Linked DNA regions of Homo sapiens: region 1 is linked to region 2. The links are chromatin loops, found by intact Hi-C in ENCODE. Cell type or tissue: gastrocnemius medialis. All regions are shown on one strand.

Region 1 (8,000 bases), 790 kb before region 2:
GGGAGACAAGTAGCAACTGGCTCTAAACAATATTTAGAGATAATAAATGCCTTAAAAGAGATTCAGCCAAAGCACCCGGAAATTCAAAGAAGGAACAGATTGAGGGCTGGAGAAATTTAACAAAGATGGCTCTGAGGGGATTATTGGTATATCACTTATTTCAAGGCCTCAGTTGGTTATGACACAGGACATTACTAAAACAACTACAGGGACTTAAATGGTTTGTCAAAAATTACTGAAATATCAGAGGACTTCAGCGTTTATTCATTCAACTTTTGAATTATTCATGCTCCGATCATCATAAACTGACCGTTCCACACACACACTGAAAAAAATTCAAGCGGATGCAGTGGCTCACGCCTGTAATCCCAGCACTTTGGGAGGCTGAGGTGGGTGGATCACCTGAGGTCAGGAGTTTGAGACCAGCCTGACCAACATGGTGAAACCCCAACTCTACTAAAAATACAAAAATTAGCTGGGTGTGATGGCAGGCACCTGTAATCCCAACTGCTTAGGAGGCTGAGGCAGGAGAATCCCTTAAACCCAGGAGATGGAGGTTGCAGTGAGCCGAGATTGCACCACTGCACTCCAGCCTGGGTGACAGAGCGAGACTCTATCTCAAAAAAAAAAAAAAAAATTCATCCACAGAATTAAAGACTTTCACATACCCACTGATGAAAAACTAAGTCAAGCATAACAGTGCTGCCTGTCAACTACGAGTTTAGGCTCAGCATGATTGCCATCTATGTCTGTGAAATCTAGTATTTTACTGTGTTTGGTGCTAATTAATTTATAAAAAGGAGCAGGCAAAGAAAAGAAGTATGGATAAGAGGCAGCCTAAAACTCCAACCCCACTAGAATGTTCATAACAACATTAAGCTGCTTGACTAAGTGTTTGACTGAAATAGAAGATACAATTTAAAGAACATGTACCAAATGCTGGCAATAAACTGCTGGAAACTATAGCCTAAAGGTAAGGCATAATTAGAGATCTTATTTTTTTCTAGCTTTCTAGAAATGGAATCTCTCTTTATAATATCACACTCTATTGTTTGACTTTCACATTTGACTTTTAAATCCATTTTCAGAAAGACATTAAGTAAAAATTAAGGAATAAAGGTACTTAATGATGACAGCCACAAAAACTTGGATGTCACTCAAATGATTTCAAAAATCGTGAACAGGCCTACATGAAAAGGCTTTGAAGATTACTGAACATGACCCCTGAAAGTGAAAAGCGATTCCCCTCAAGACTCCCTTGATGCCTGACATCTGTAGGTCTTCAAATGCACTTACTCCATAGGCAACAATGTTCCACTACACAGGCAACAATGTTCCACTACACAGGCAACGTCCCACTACACAGGCAACAATGTTCCACTACACAGGGTTTAGGGTACAATCACAAATAAGACAGAGCTGCCTGTCCAAAAGAGGCCCCCAGTCAAGTAAAGCAAAGTACCTGAAATTACCATCACAATATAAACATGGTGCCATAGAAAAGGTAAGAACTCAGTACTGAGGAAATGTACAGAGGAGAGAGCTGTTAATTTTGCCTGGAAAATCAAGGAAGGCTTCACAGGAGAGGTTTCCAATACAGGCCTAGAAAAAGGAGTCAAATTTCACAGAGAACAAAGTAAAAAGTGGCACAAGCAAAAGAAGAGGCATGAGCCAAATTACAAAGGGATGAAAATGCATAGTGTATTCAGAAACTGAGAGAACTCAGTGTGCAAGGTAAATTCGACAAGGGAGTGTAGAGTGAGTAGGAGAACCAGGTTAGGGAGAAGCAGCACATTCCAGCTCTGCCATTTACTGGGTGACATGAGAACACCGGTTAACCAGTTAAGCAGCAGACAGGTGTCTTGTTATTTAAAGCAGCCTAGCATCTGAAACTGTTTGTGAAATCCGGCCCCCATCCCTTATAAGTCTTGATGAGACGCAGAGCCTATGCCCCATTACAGAAGCTGAAAAGGTTGATGCTCTTTCCCAGACACCCTTGCAGCCTAGAGCATGGGCATATAAAATAGGCGCTACCGATTAGGAACACCTGCTCAGACATTAAATCAGAAGCTAGTGTCACAAGGAAGGGGGCATGGGTTTTAAAAGATTCTACAAGTAGCAACAGCTGCAGAAGGATTACAAAACCGGCAACAATGTCAGCAATGTCCTAAGGTATGAGCTATAGCATCAAGTACTTGCTCGTGGTTGGCAATGACCTCCTCACTGGCCCATTTTTGTGGCACAATTTCACTCACTGTTCCTGGCTAAACAGCTCCCAGACTGGCTTACTAGTCCTCCTGGAGTTTCTGTGAACACAATATTCTTCTAACAAATTCTAACCAATCTGGTAGAGTTGGTTCCTGCAGCTTACAGATAGGGGCTCTGACTGATGCAGAGCCTCAGGGTCCACATCTGTGAAATGGGGATAATCATGTCTGCTTCAAAATCTGTTAAGGATTACATGAAGATGCCTATCTTACTTTGCACTTAGCAATATAGGAGCGGCTCATGTAACGCTTCCGCGTGTGAAGTCAAACACACATCCACATACCCCACACACACCATACCTAAGAGTACCAAGGTCTAGCTTTAGAAGGCAAAAACAAAGCAAAGCCGTTTTCTGCATATGATTAGATGTTTACCATCTGTACTTCATGAAGACAAACCATGTCCAGCCTACCCACCATCATAATGCCAGAGCCTGGCAGAAGGCTTATACCTAGTAGGTATATAATAAATATTTGCTGAATGAACCAATGAATGAACCACTGTACCTGCTTTTTTGATCATTAAACTTTCCCTGGCCGGGCGCAGTGGCTCATGCCTGTAATCTCATCACTTTGGGAGGAAGAGACAGGTGGATCACCTGACATCAGGAGTTCAAGACCAGCCTGGCCAACATGGTGAAACCCTGTCTCTACTGAAAATACAAAAAATTAGCCGGTGTGGTGGTGGGCACCTGTAATCCCAGCAACTCGGGAGGCTGAGGCAGAACTGCTTGAACCCAGGAGGCAGAGGTTGCAGCCAGCTGAGATCACGTCACTGCACTCCAGTCTGGGCAACAAGAGGGAAGCTTTGTCTCAAAAATAAATAAATAAATAAAAATTCCCTGATCTTTTTTCATATATAGTAACAGCTAGTTACAGACCTTTCAACTTTTCACTGCCATTATCAAGGTGCCCTGCCTGCTAATACTGAAGAAAAAAAAAAGCCTACATTTTGTTTTTTGGAGTATGTCTCCAATGCTTCACGTAGGTAACTTAGCAAAAAAAGAATAAGCATGAAAAAAATCCAGCTACAAAGGTTTAAATATTTGTTTCAAAATTACCATCTGGAGTATCTCTATCCTCCCCAAAAGCAGACAGACACTAGCTTACAGCAGTCTTTCAGGTAACAATCCTTCAGTCTGCTCTAAAGGAAAAATTCCAGTCACAAGTCCCCAGCAACTACTTAATGAACACCATGACCTAAGAGGAGTCTCAAGATTGCACAGTATCCTCCAAAGTGATTTCCTGATGTTCATAGATGACGTAGTTTTTAGGATGAAGAAAGGGCTTAGTGGCAAATCACTGATAGAGGCCTGCAAAGACTGTTCGTTCACATACTTACACCCAACATCCTATCTGTAATCCAGGCAGGTCGACTCTCCAAAATAGTCTTAAAAAACGAACGGCTAGAACAAATTGAAATCTGTGACTCACAACTAGGTGAATGCAAAGGAAGCTGATTAGGAAGCGAGTTCTCATTAATGGTGATGTATCTGAATGACAGGAGAGGTGACGCTTGAGCTAACAAAGTGAAGCATCTGATTTTAAGTTAGAAGTTAACTGAAGTCACGCTTTAGTTGAACACTTAAAAAATCAGACAAATCTATTTGCATTTTTGTATTCTATTTTTGGAAATAAAAGACACCCCTGACAAACGGAGTGATATACAGGGGATCCGAAATGCCCTAAATTGATGCCATTTTTTTGAAACTTCACCAGGAATGACTAGATTGTGAACAGGATTTCTACGCAGCACTTGAAGAACTTTCCAAAGAATCTGAAAGAAAAATTGTTAATGCATAAAGTAGAAACCCATTACCTAAAAATACAAAACGCGTTATTCCCCGATGACAGCACTTAGAGCTTTCTTTCCTGCTTAGTTACAATGTATAAAATTTTCCTGGAAGTTCCTACAAAAAGGGACACAGATCTGTTCTGTTCAAGCCTTCAAGTGGATACTTAGGGAGATCGCAGTGAAATACTTTCGGCCCCACGGGGCCAGTCTCAATAAAGTTATACCCAGCACGTGGGTGCAACTCACCAAAAGAAATAGAAACGCAATCGACTGTGGAGACTCTCAGTGGCAGAGGTGAGACAGCCTCCCAAACAAAAATCCCTCCAGGCTCTGGTCCTCCAAGAGCAAACCGCGCCTAAAGGAAGCCCGGTCCGACGCCAGAAGGGCCCCCGCCGGGGACGACCAAGGTCTGCGCCCAAACAAACCCGGGTGTGCGCCTCCCTCAGAACCCCCACCACCGGCAATCATGCCACTGTCCCAACCCGGAGCCCCGCGCGCGGAATTGTCCCTCACCACTCGCCCCTATCTCACAGTCGTCGCCGTGCACAGGTGCCATGGTCCCGAATCTCCCGATTCCGCGCCAACCAGCCCAAAACTGGCGCGGGGGCCGAGACAGGCGCCAGCCTGAAAGCCAATCAGCGGCTCGGGAGGCTGCGGACTTCCGGCCGGAAGGCCACTGACGTGCCGCGCCGCGCCGCGCTCCGCCCCCGGCCTTCCCGCGGACGCGCGTTTGGCGCCCTGTGATGACCCCTTAGGGAAAAGCTAGAGCTGAGGGGAAGCCGGAGGAGAGCAGGAGAAAGAAGCGGTCGGGCGCTGGAAAGGAGCCGCCTGGAGACTGCGCAAGCGCACGCATGCTGATGGGAAAAGATTTGGGCGCGTGGGAGAAAGGGCGCTCTGGTTCTCAGAGCCCATTTTCCCGGAAAGGAGGCGCGGGCGGGCAGGAGAGTGGGCGTGGTTGGATCGTTTTCCCCAGAGCCGGGAAAGCGACTGCCTCCTGCTGCGCGCCCTGAATTTTGCCTGATAGTTTGCTTCTCAGCAGTCTGGATACAGTGGCTGTGTGATTAACAACTTAAAGATATATGCTCCGTCTTAACCAAATAACCAGAAGTAGCATTACCAATAAATGGCCATCTGATCTCATATGCCTCCTGATGTAATGCGTATGAAAAAGGAAAAACTTCGCCTATATGGTCTTCTTGCAAAAAATGTCTAACCTGAATCTAACCATGAAGAAACAATCAGATGTATTCAAAATGTAGGACAATCTACAAAACACCTGACGTGAACTCCAAAATTTCAATGTTATGAAAAACAAAAAGGGTATTCAATTTTTGTGTATGATACAATGGCTGTAATGTGTACATCTCATGTTATCTCTTTCCAAAAAGGTATAACATTTTTATTAAATAATGCCTGCCACACATTTGTATTTTTTCCTACATTATTGCCCACATGCTTATTGATCCCTTCTTCATGTGACAACAATTTTGTAATATTTTCTCCAAAGAGGATATAAAGATAATTCAATCTGTCTTCTAGCATGGTTGATCAATACTTGTTTCTTAATTTCTGATTGTTTAGAAAATGTCTTTCAGCTTCATAATCATTTAATATCATGTTATGTGATCCATATGTTGTGATACATAACATGTAGTAATTTACACTTAGACATAACTTCCTATTTAAAGTACTACGACAGATTTATTCCTACACTTCCCTTTTAAAAACTGATGGAAGTTTTATAGTTTTATTATCAAGCTTTTTCCAACCAGGAGAGAACCATGTTGGCTAGTCATTAATAAGAACCAAATCCTTACCTTAACAATTTCACAGCTGATTACTTCCCACATGCCCGGGTATAACTCTAGGCATTTCAAACCTCTTTTCTCTTTCACTACTGCTGTGGTCTGAATGTTTCTCTCCACATAAAATGTATGCGTTGAAACCTAATCACCAGTGTGGTGGTGTTAGGAGGTAGGGCCTCTGGGAGGTGATTAGGTCATCAGCAGGAACCCTCCCTCATGAATAGGATTAGTGCCCTCGGAAAAGAGGCTCCAGAGAGCTGCCTTGCCCCTTCTTCCATGTGAGAACAGAGCAATAAGGCACCATCTATGGACCAAAAAGTGGGCCTACCCCAAACACTGAATCTGCCGGCACCTTGATCTTGGAATTCCCAGCCTACAGCACTGTGAAAAATAAATTCCTGTTGTTTATTAGCCACCCAGTTTGTGGTATTTTGTTATAGCAGCCTGAACAGACTGAGACAATGACCCACATACTTTGTGGGAAAAGACCTGTAGGACACTTTCTCTTTTTGAGATGGAGTCTCGCTCTGTCATCCAGGCTGGAATGCAGTGGCACCATCTCGGCTCACTGCAACCTCCACCTCCCAGGTTCAAGCGACTCTACTGCCTCAGCCTCCCGAGTAGCTGGGATTACAGGCGCCCGCCACCACACCTGGCTAATTTTTGTATTTTTAGTAGAGATGGGGTTTCACCATGTTGTCCAGGCTGGTCTTGAACTCCTGACCTCAGGTGATCCACTCATCTCAGCCTCCCAAAGTGCTGGGATTACAGGTGTGAGCCACCATGCCAGGCCAGACACTTTCATACCATGATATGTCTTCTGGCCCTACACTTTCAGTTCAAAACTCCTGGTAAGTCATCACACTGGGGTAGAAATATTCCTGGAAGCTATTCCTACACCAAGAAGTCTATGAATAACAGCCCGGCGCTGTGGCTCACGCCAGTAATCCCAGCACTTTGGCAGGCCGAAGCTGACAGATCATGAGGTCAGGAGTTCAAGACCAACCTGACCAATATGATGAAACCCCATCTCTACCAAAAATACAAAAATTAGCCGGGTGTGGTGACAGGCGCCTGTAGTCCCAGCTACTTGGGAGGCTGAGGCAGAAGAATAGCTTGAACCCGGGAGGCAGAGGTTGCAGTGAGCCGAGATTGTGCCAGTGCACTCCAGCCTGGGTGACAGAGTGAGACTCTGTCTCAAAAAAAAAAAAAAGTCTATCAATAACTTAAGTATATATGGCTTAAGTATATATGTGGGTTAAGTGCCTTCGACCCACATAAATAGAAGAAATAAGCCCAAACTAAATGCAATATCAACTCCATTTCCCCATAGTGGAATCCCAAAATGCCTATGCCTATTTCACTGCTACTATGCAAGAAGCGAAGTGTATCAGAGGGACAGTTGGAGGTTCTCAAGAGCTGATTGTTAAATATTCCAGTATTTTGTAATCTCCATGTTAAACTGTTGGTAGCTTGAAATCAGTCATGGTGGGAATATTTACACCCTGGAAATTGGCAAGTGGTACAAATCAGAGCTTTTTATTTTTTTAAGGTTTACCAGCAAACCACCAAGTGGAAAGTAGTCATATCTGATTGCAGCTAAAATATCTTACTTTTGTAGATCTACCATTTGATCCAGCAATCCCACTCCTGGGTATCTACCCAGAGGAAAAGAAGTCATTATACATGATAGATACTTGCACGCGCATGTTTACAGCAGCACAATTTATAATTGCAAATATATGGAACCAGCCCAAATGCCCATTAATCAACAAGTAGGTTAAAAAAAGTGAGATATGTGTATATATACATATGTGTGTGTGTATATATCTCACACACACACACACACACACACACACACACACACACACCATGGAATACTACTCAGCAGTAAAAAGGAATGAAATAAAGACATTCGCAGCAACCTGGATGGAATTGGAGACCATTATTCTAAGTGAAGTAACTCAGGAATGGAAAGCCAAACATTGTGTGTTACTCGTAAGTGGGAACTAAGCTACAAGTATCCGAAGGCATACGAATGATACAATGGACTCATTGTATCATAAGAATGATACAATGGGGACTCTGGGAAAGGTGAGAAGGAGGTGAGGGATAAAAGACTACACATTGGGT
Region 2 (8,000 bases):
AAGTGCTATGAAAATGGAATGGGGAATAGTCAAAGTTACAGGAGGCCCAGTTCTCTTCTGGGGGTGGATGACTATGCCCTAGAAAAAGAAACTTCCTTCTCTGATCTTTGCTTGAACCAGGCTCATCCAGGTCAAGTCGGAATTATTCTACTTTTGATCATATCCCAGCACTGGCAGATTGTAGGGGTCTCCTCCTTCATACCTTCTCACCCCATCATTACCCCTTACAGCGCTATGTACAAAGACAGGTACTCCTGCATAATGCTACCCATTGGCTGGCAAAATGCAGGCTACAAGATATAAAGAAGAAAAGGCTAGGCCAGACACAGTGACTCACGCCTGTAATTCCAGCAGTTTGGGAGGCCGAGGCGGGTGGGATCACCTGAGGCCAGGAGATCGAGACCAGCCTGGCCAATATGGTGAAACCCCGTCTCTACTGAAAATATAAAAATTAGCCAGGCGTGGTGGTGCATGCCTGTAATCCCAGCTACTCGGAAGGCTGAGGCAGGAGAATCGCTTGAACCCAGGAGACAGAGGTTGCAGTGAGCCGAGATCGCACCACTGCACTCCAGCCTGGGTGGCAGAGTGAGACTCTGTCTGAAAAAAAAAAAAAAAAAAAAAAAGAAAGGAAAAAGCCTGAAGTGTGGAAACAAACCTTTGAATCCTATCTGATGCCATTTATTAGCTGATAACTTTCTGCAAGCCACTTACCTTCTCCCGGTTGCTACTACTTCATTTATAAAATGTAAAAATTGTTTCACAAGGTTGTATCAGGATCAAGTAGATGTGTGTTAATATGCTTTGTAAATTAGAAAATGCAATTATAATTACTCAATTTGAAAGTAATTTTAAAACACAAAAACTTTGATTTACAAAACAAGAAGCATTTGAAGTTATCTGAATAAGTACTGTTTGGAAACTGTACAGTTGTGGAAGATAACACAAGGCAAAACACAGGTACTTACGATAGTAATGATCTTGCATTTCGTGCATTTGCGAAATGTACTCTGCGAACTTTTTGTAAGGATCTTGTACCTGATTTCAGAATACCTTTACGTGGTACATTTGAGGAACGATTCATTTTCCCTCCAATGAAGTAATCTGAAAGTACATAAATTAACCCTTTGAGGTCATAATTTATACTATTACACTGTTTGGACAAGACTCAAGTGCCATATGATTGTTGTACTAATTCTGAATCCTTTAAAAAGGAAGGCATTGTGGATCTCTTAAAGTTGCTTACAGTTTACATTCTTTGTGTACTAAAAATATTATATGGTATATGGAAAAGACAAGTAAATCTATCCATAGCCTTCTAACTGGTCTGTCTCCAGTCTTTTTCTCCTCTTATTCATCTTCCACACTACACCTGGAGTTAACTTTTTAACTCAATAATTCAATCTCCTCACTCTCCAGCTGTCTACCAACAAGCTCATTGAGGGCAGGAGGCATCTTGTTAACTACAGAGTCCTCAGTGCCTAGCACAGTGGAGAGTTTTTACATGTTTGTCTAAAAACGTTTTGTCCCAGTTTTATCACCAAATAGCAGTGAGACTTTGGGCAAGTCACTTAACCTCTCAGTGGTTCAGTTCCCTCCTTGGTAAAGTGAGAGGGTATACACTAAATTTCTGATTCCACCTCCAACTTTCTATTCTTTAAAGCAACGAGTTTGGATGCAGTAATGCTCCAATTTGGATGCAGCTCCCAAATTCTTACTCACTGCTTGGTCTCTGTTACTAAACCAGGGGCTCTTTATCATTTCTTTTGGTGCCATGGACCCCTATGGACAGATCTCTTCTAAGAATTGGTTTTAAAACGCATAACATAAAATACATAGGATTACAAGGTGCTCCAATTATATTGAAATCATCAAAATATTTTTTAAAACAAAATTATAGTAAATGTGTCTTCTTAATGCATTAAATGAGCTCTAATAACTACTGTATTTTTGTAGTAACGAGCATAAATATTTCAAGATCCCTGACATGACTGCAATGTAACATGAAAATATCTGTGCTTTCCATTGATGACAAAGTCATCAATGTTAATACTACTGTGGCTTGTTATCTACACTATAATTGAAAGAAACAAAGTTCAGTTAGAGGTTAGTGAAAATGAAGTTGTCATTTTTTCCCCCATACAAGTTCACATACCCCCTGAATTAAGAACTTCTGCCCTAATTTATCAATATGTTTCACATTTTTATGTATGTGTGACGTTACACTGCTGATGCAGAGAGCCTTCTGAGTCTATTCAGTATTTCTCCTTGGGGATGCCTTGGAATATACAATCCTCTTAAGAAAGAGAAAAGCAGCCCTTAACATCTGGGAGCTAAGCTGGGCTTAACTAACACCAAGGCTGGCAGTCACAGCTGGGCCTTGGTGTTACCACTGCTTCCTAACAACACCCGATCCAGAGCAAAGCTCCTGCTTCCTTGAACTCGCCCCAAAATCACCGAACCAAAGCCCAAATCCTATAATAAATCTAACTCTTTTACTGAAATATGTCACTGTGTTCCTACGTGTGCGTTCTCCTTGCAGCAATGAGAAACCCAATTTCTTCAACTACAGGTGTGCCCCTAGTGGTCTTTGGCTGGAGGGCAGTGGCACGTCACTGTACAAATTCTAAATTTTTCCAGATGCTCGCCTGGATGGGGCTTACACTTTTTATAGGATTAGGGCAGAAATACAGAATGAAATAGGAAATACATCCTCATTATGAGACAGTGCAACAATTGTTTTGGCTAGAACACAGGTTTCAAAGGCAGACTAATGGGTTTGGATCCTAGCTTCCCACTTCCTATGTGGTCTTGTACAAATTACTTCTACGTGCCTCAGTTTCTTCATCTATGTATTGGGAATAATAATCATGCCCACCTACTTCCGTTGTTGGAAAGATTAGATGAATGTGAATAAAGAACTTAGATCAGGGCTGCGCATATCAAAGTGCTGTATCAGTGCTTGTTTACTCTTGTTAATAAGATAATTATTGCCATTATCAGTTACTTCTACAAGTATTAAGGGACAAACATTTGATTTCCAGAGAGGAGGCTTACCGCTTGTTTCTTAACGGGAAAAAATAAGGTCAGAGCCTTTTCCGATTAAAGGACACAGCATATTAGTTTAAATTTAAAACCTGAGAAACCTCAAGTCCTTGGTTAAAACCTTTCGTAAGGTAAATCCAGGCCGCCAACCGGCGGCTTCCGGCTGCGAAGCTTTCGAAGCCGCCGGTGGCCCTCCAAGCGCCCCCTCTCGGCAGCCTCTGCTCACAGAAATCCCAGTACACGCCGCTGGGCGCCCAGTCGCCGCTGCAAAGACAGTTTCCCAGCGCCGCGGCAACGCCAGGCGCCTCCCTCCTCGCGCCTCCGCGTACCGTCCACACAGAGCCGGCGCTTTCTTGCCGCCTAGCAACCGCCGGCGCAGGGGCGGAGCCTCCTGGAGGGCGGGGTTTGCGTTCACCCGCTGCCCGGGCGCGACGCGCTGCGGCTCAGCGACGCGGCTTCTAGAACCGGGTGATTGAACTAAACCTTCGCCGCACCGAGTTTGCAGTACGGCCGTCACCCGCACCGCTGCCTGCTTGCGGTTGGAGAAATCAAGGCCCTACCGGGCCTCCGTAGTCACCTCTCTATAGTGGGCGTGGCCGAGGCCGGGGTGACCCTGCCGGAGCCTCCGCTGCCAGCGACATGTTCAAGGTGAGAGCGTGGAGTCGAGTCACAGCTGTCACCGCCCCCTCCCGGCCGCCCGAGCCCTCCCCGCGCTCTCTTGGGGCCTCTCTGCAGCCAGGCCTGGCTCACCCCGAGGCTTTTCCCGCCACTGGGCCGGCTGCGTCCCGGCCCCGCGGTTCATTCACTGGTCTACTGGGGATGAGCGGCTGCCGGGCGGAGGCGGGAGACCCCCGGGTGGGTGGGGGCGGCCCTTTGGGTTGTGCTTTCGTGAATTAAACACTTTGAAAATTTAAAGTGCCTTCCCCCAAAGTACCCATCCCCTCGGCTAGTACCCTCTTGGGATCGTGGGTAGGGTGAGGCCAGCTCAGGGCACTGTGGGGTTCGCGGCTTTAGTTGCCTGGCAGGGTCAGGTTTCAGAACCTGATGTGTGGATGGGGGAGGGTCATTTTAGGAGAAGCTGTGCAGGGTATGGGGGAGGCTGGGGTGGGATGGCTGGGTGACGAGGGAAGCTGGAGCTTTGCTCCACTCCTCAGGGAACATTATTTAATACGGGCCAGTGGACCCCCTTCCCTGCGTTTTGTGAACTCGTGTCCTTTGGAAAAAAATCGACTTTTACGATGAAGACTTAATTTCGAAAATCTGCACTTTAGCATAAAGCCATTATTCTACTTTTTAAAAAGTAAATTATATGTATTTTGTCATAAAAAATCACAGGCTACCAGAAATTAATCTACAAAATTGAGTCTTCAAGAAGCATAGTACCCATAAAATAGTGCTAATGAAATCTCAGAATTGTACTATTCATTTAAAAGTTTTATTGAGCTCTGCAATGTGCTTTGGGTACGTTAATAAAGGCTGTAAAATCAGAACATGCATTCTGCCTTCTAGTCCTGGCATTGCCACTTTCTAGCTGTGTGACCTTGGGCAAGTCACTGTGCCTATCTTCCTTTGGTGAAGTTGGGGTAATAACATCTACCTCATAGGGTTGTTATAAGGAGTAAGTTGGTATGTGTAAAGCACTTGGAAAAGGCCTAGTATTTGCTCTTACTCTGTTTTCAGGCAGCTCACAGTTTAGTCAGGAAGACAGATCCTATAATCAACATTCATTTGATAAATTTGTGTGTTAAACACCTGTTATGTGCTAGGAGCTCAGCTCCATTTCAGGGTTACAACAAGGAAAGATATGCTGTGGCCAGTTTAACTATATGTGTACCAACAGTGTAGTAAAGTAGTAAAAAGGAGAGCAGGATCCACTTGGCTTAACCAGGGGTTCCTAACCTGGGGCCCTCAGCTCCTCAAAGGATCTGCACATAGATTTCAGAGGATCCCTGAACTTTGATGGGGAAAAAACATAACTATTTTTAGCAATCTCCAATTGGAATTGAGCACTTCCTTTAGTTACGCATATGGGTAATGTCTCAGTTATCTATTGTTGGGTAACAAATCACTGCAAACCAGTGCCTTAAAACAAGAATTGTTTCTCAAAATCTGGGTTGGCTGGGCAGTTCTGCTGGTGACTTGACTGAAAGTTGGCTTCACTCCCATGTCTGGGGGCTTGGTGCCCCTCCATGTGCCTAGGTTGGACTTCCTCACTTGGTTACTGACTTCCAAGAGGGCAAGTCCCAAGGCACAAACACAGCATCATGTTTGCTGATGTCAAAACAAGTCACGTAGCCAAGTCCAGAGTTGATATGGTGGGGAACCACACAAGGTCATAGATATGAGTTGGTGCACTTCGCTGGGGGCCATTCATTTTACAAGTTCCTACTGTAACAAATCACAGTAGTATTAGCAGTACCTGTTACCAGTAGAAGTCACAGTACCAGCACAAGTCACAGACATTTTCATATTACATTACAGTTGTTGCAGATGTCAAAATATCACTTATGCTCATTACTACTTCAGAACTATGGTAGTTATAAGACTCACTGCTAGATCTTTTTGTTTAGTGGGCTAGTAAAGAAGCACATACTGCTTATATCAGATATTTGAGTTTAAAAAATAAGATTATTTCAATATAGTTGGGACTTTTTTGTATGCAATTAGAAGCATTATTTTGAGAAGGAGTCTATAGGACTCACTGACGGCCAAAGAGGTCCACGGCAGAAAAAAAGGTAAGGAACCCCTGGGGACTTCAGAGAAGGCTTCACAGACGGGACACTTAAATTTAGTTTTGAGACAGGTAGGAGTTCTTCAGGTAAAAGGGGTGGGGAACATCAGTGGTATTCCATTGGGGGAAGTGCTGGAAGCTCAGTTTTGATGTGTCAAGGGAAAGACATAGTGAGCTGAGATTATTATTATTATTATTATTGTTATCATTATTATTTTTTTCAGACAGAGTCTGGCCCTGTTGTCCGGGCTGGAGTGCAGTGGTGCGATCTTGGCTCACTGCAGCCTCCGCCTCCTGGGTTCAAGTGATTCTCCTGCCTCAGCCTCTGAGTAGCTAGGATTACAGGCGCCCGCCACCACGCCTGGCTAATTTTTTTGTATTTTTAATAAAGACGGAGTTTCACCATGTGTTGGCCAGGCTGGTCTCGAACTCCTGACCTCGTGATTCGCCCGCCTTGGCCTCCCAAAGTGCTGGGATTACAGGTGTGACCCACCGCGCCCGACTGAACTGAGATTATTTCAGGTGAACATGTACTTTGGGTAGAAAAGATCACAACAAACCTTGGAGGACACCAAAATGTAGGAGTAGGCAGAGGAAAGGGGGAGGCCAGACTTGAGAAGCAGAAGTAGGAGCAGAAAAGAGTGATGTTTAGAAAATCGAGGGAGAAAAGTTTCAAGGAGAAATGGCTATGTTAGGATGCTTTCAGCTGGGAAAACCCAACTGCTTAAATAGTAAGGAAAATTCTCTCACAAAGTCCAGAGGAAGAATGGATTCCAGGCTCTGATTCAGTTGGTCAACAGTGTCAGGCCAGGCACGGTGGCTCACGCCTGTAATCCCAGCACTTCGGGAGGCCGAGGCGGGCGGATCACGAGGTCAGGAGATCGAGACCATCCTGGCTAACATGGTGAAACCCTGTCTCTACTAAAAATACAAAAAATTAGCCGGGTGTGTTGGCGGGTGCCTGTAGTCTCAGCTACTCGGGAGGCTGAGGCAGGAGAATGGCAAGAACCCGGGAGGCGGAGGTTGCAGTGAGCTGAGATCGCACCACTGAACTCCAGCCTGGGAGACAGCGAGACTCCGTCCCAAAAAAAAAAAAAAAAAAAAAACCAGTGTCATCAAGGACCCATCTCTTCTTGGGTTTCCACAGTCAGGTTGGTTTCCTTTAGGGTTGCAAGATGACTACTAGTAACATACACACTTTCTCATTCTCTAGAGCAAGAGGAGGAGGAGAGAGAAAAAACTCCCACACTTGGTCCTTCAGTCTGATTGGACCAACTTAGGTCAGTTGTCTGACCCTGTAACAGTTGTCAGAGGAATGCCATGATCTGATTGGCTTAGACTAAACAGGATCAACCCAGGGTGGCGTCACTTAATCACAGGGGAGAGGAATGCATTCATGAACACAATGGAGTTCTTTTAGGAAGGAAGAGGGAGAATAGAGACTGGATATGCAACCAACAATGTCCATGACGGAGATATAAGCTAGATGAGATATGAGTTAGTTACATATCATGAGTCGTGTTCACTGATTTGGGCACTTTGGAAAGCTTTCATGATCCTTATACTTTAGGTTTACTGATGGAAGTGAAGGGTAGATTAACCTGGGTTGGTGACTGAGGGCCAAGTAAGTGGACACTATGATGGTTGATAAGCTTGACTATCAAGGGAAGGAGAGAGAATTTGGTAACTAGAAGGATATGTTCAGTCAAGATTCTAGAGAGAATACCTCAGCTGTGCAAGGGAGAGATATTCCCACCCGAGAGATGGAAGGAAAAGAAAGGTGCGAGAGATTGTAGACCAGTGGTTCTCCATAGAATGGTACGACTCAACAGAATGGTATGTTTTGGAAACTTGTGGGGTTGTTCTTTTTTTCTTTTTTCGTTTTTAACTTTGCAAAAATTATAACTGAAAATGGGGTTGTTCTTTATGTCTTTAGTTGTGTTGAACATTTACATACTGAAATATAATTCACATAAATCTTTCCTTTTTATTCACCTTTATGCTACCATCAGAGTATACTGATTTACTTTTTGGACTTATGCATGTAACTTAGTGATGAATTTTATTTCAGGATACCAGAAGAGTGTCAGAAAATATTTGTCATAAAATGGTGATGTTAGGTCTAGTAGTTGAGAACCAGTGCTTGTCAAACTTTAATGGGCATGTGACTCTTGTTAAAATGGATTCCAATTCAGTAGGTCTGGGATGCGGCCTCAAATGCTCCATT

Evidence for each region. Hi-C counts contacts between places; a loop is a spot of excess contacts. Peaks named below come from ENCODE experiments on the same cell type or tissue, not always from the same donor. Only the 100,000 strongest peaks of a DNase experiment are listed, where the experiment ranks them.
Region 1: it touches region 2 in a loop (5-fold over the local background); 2 of 110 quality-filtered maps call a loop at or near these places.

Annotation. Positions count from the first base shown.
Region 1 is chrX:24,690,580-24,698,579 of GRCh38, reverse strand. It overlaps POLA1 (DNA polymerase alpha 1, catalytic subunit), which reads right to left and starts at 4,662. Exons shown (of 37, transcript NM_001330360.2): 1 at 4,576-4,662. The coding sequence starts at 4,618. RefSeq lists enhancers at 4,401-4,490, 6,193-6,693 and a silencer at 4,681-4,840. In gastrocnemius medialis, no CTCF peak of the experiment used is centred here; a DNase peak (open chromatin) is centred at 4,859; H3K4me3 peaks cover 1,363 bases; H3K27ac peaks cover 1,445 bases.
Region 2 is chrX:23,903,384-23,911,383 of GRCh38, reverse strand. It overlaps APOO (apolipoprotein O), which reads left to right and starts at 3,446. Exons shown (of 9, transcript NM_024122.5): 1 at 3,446-3,690. The coding sequence starts at 3,682. CXorf58 (chromosome X open reading frame 58) reads right to left here and starts at 3,378. Exons shown (of 9, transcript NM_152761.3): 1 at 3,055-3,378; 2 at 966-1,101. The coding sequence starts at 1,081. RefSeq lists an enhancer at 3,487-3,696 and a silencer at 3,877-4,046. In gastrocnemius medialis, a CTCF peak has its summit at 3,257 (motif pointing left); DNase peaks (open chromatin) are centred at 3,333 and 3,653; H3K4me3 peaks cover 1,739 bases; H3K27ac peaks cover 3,058 bases.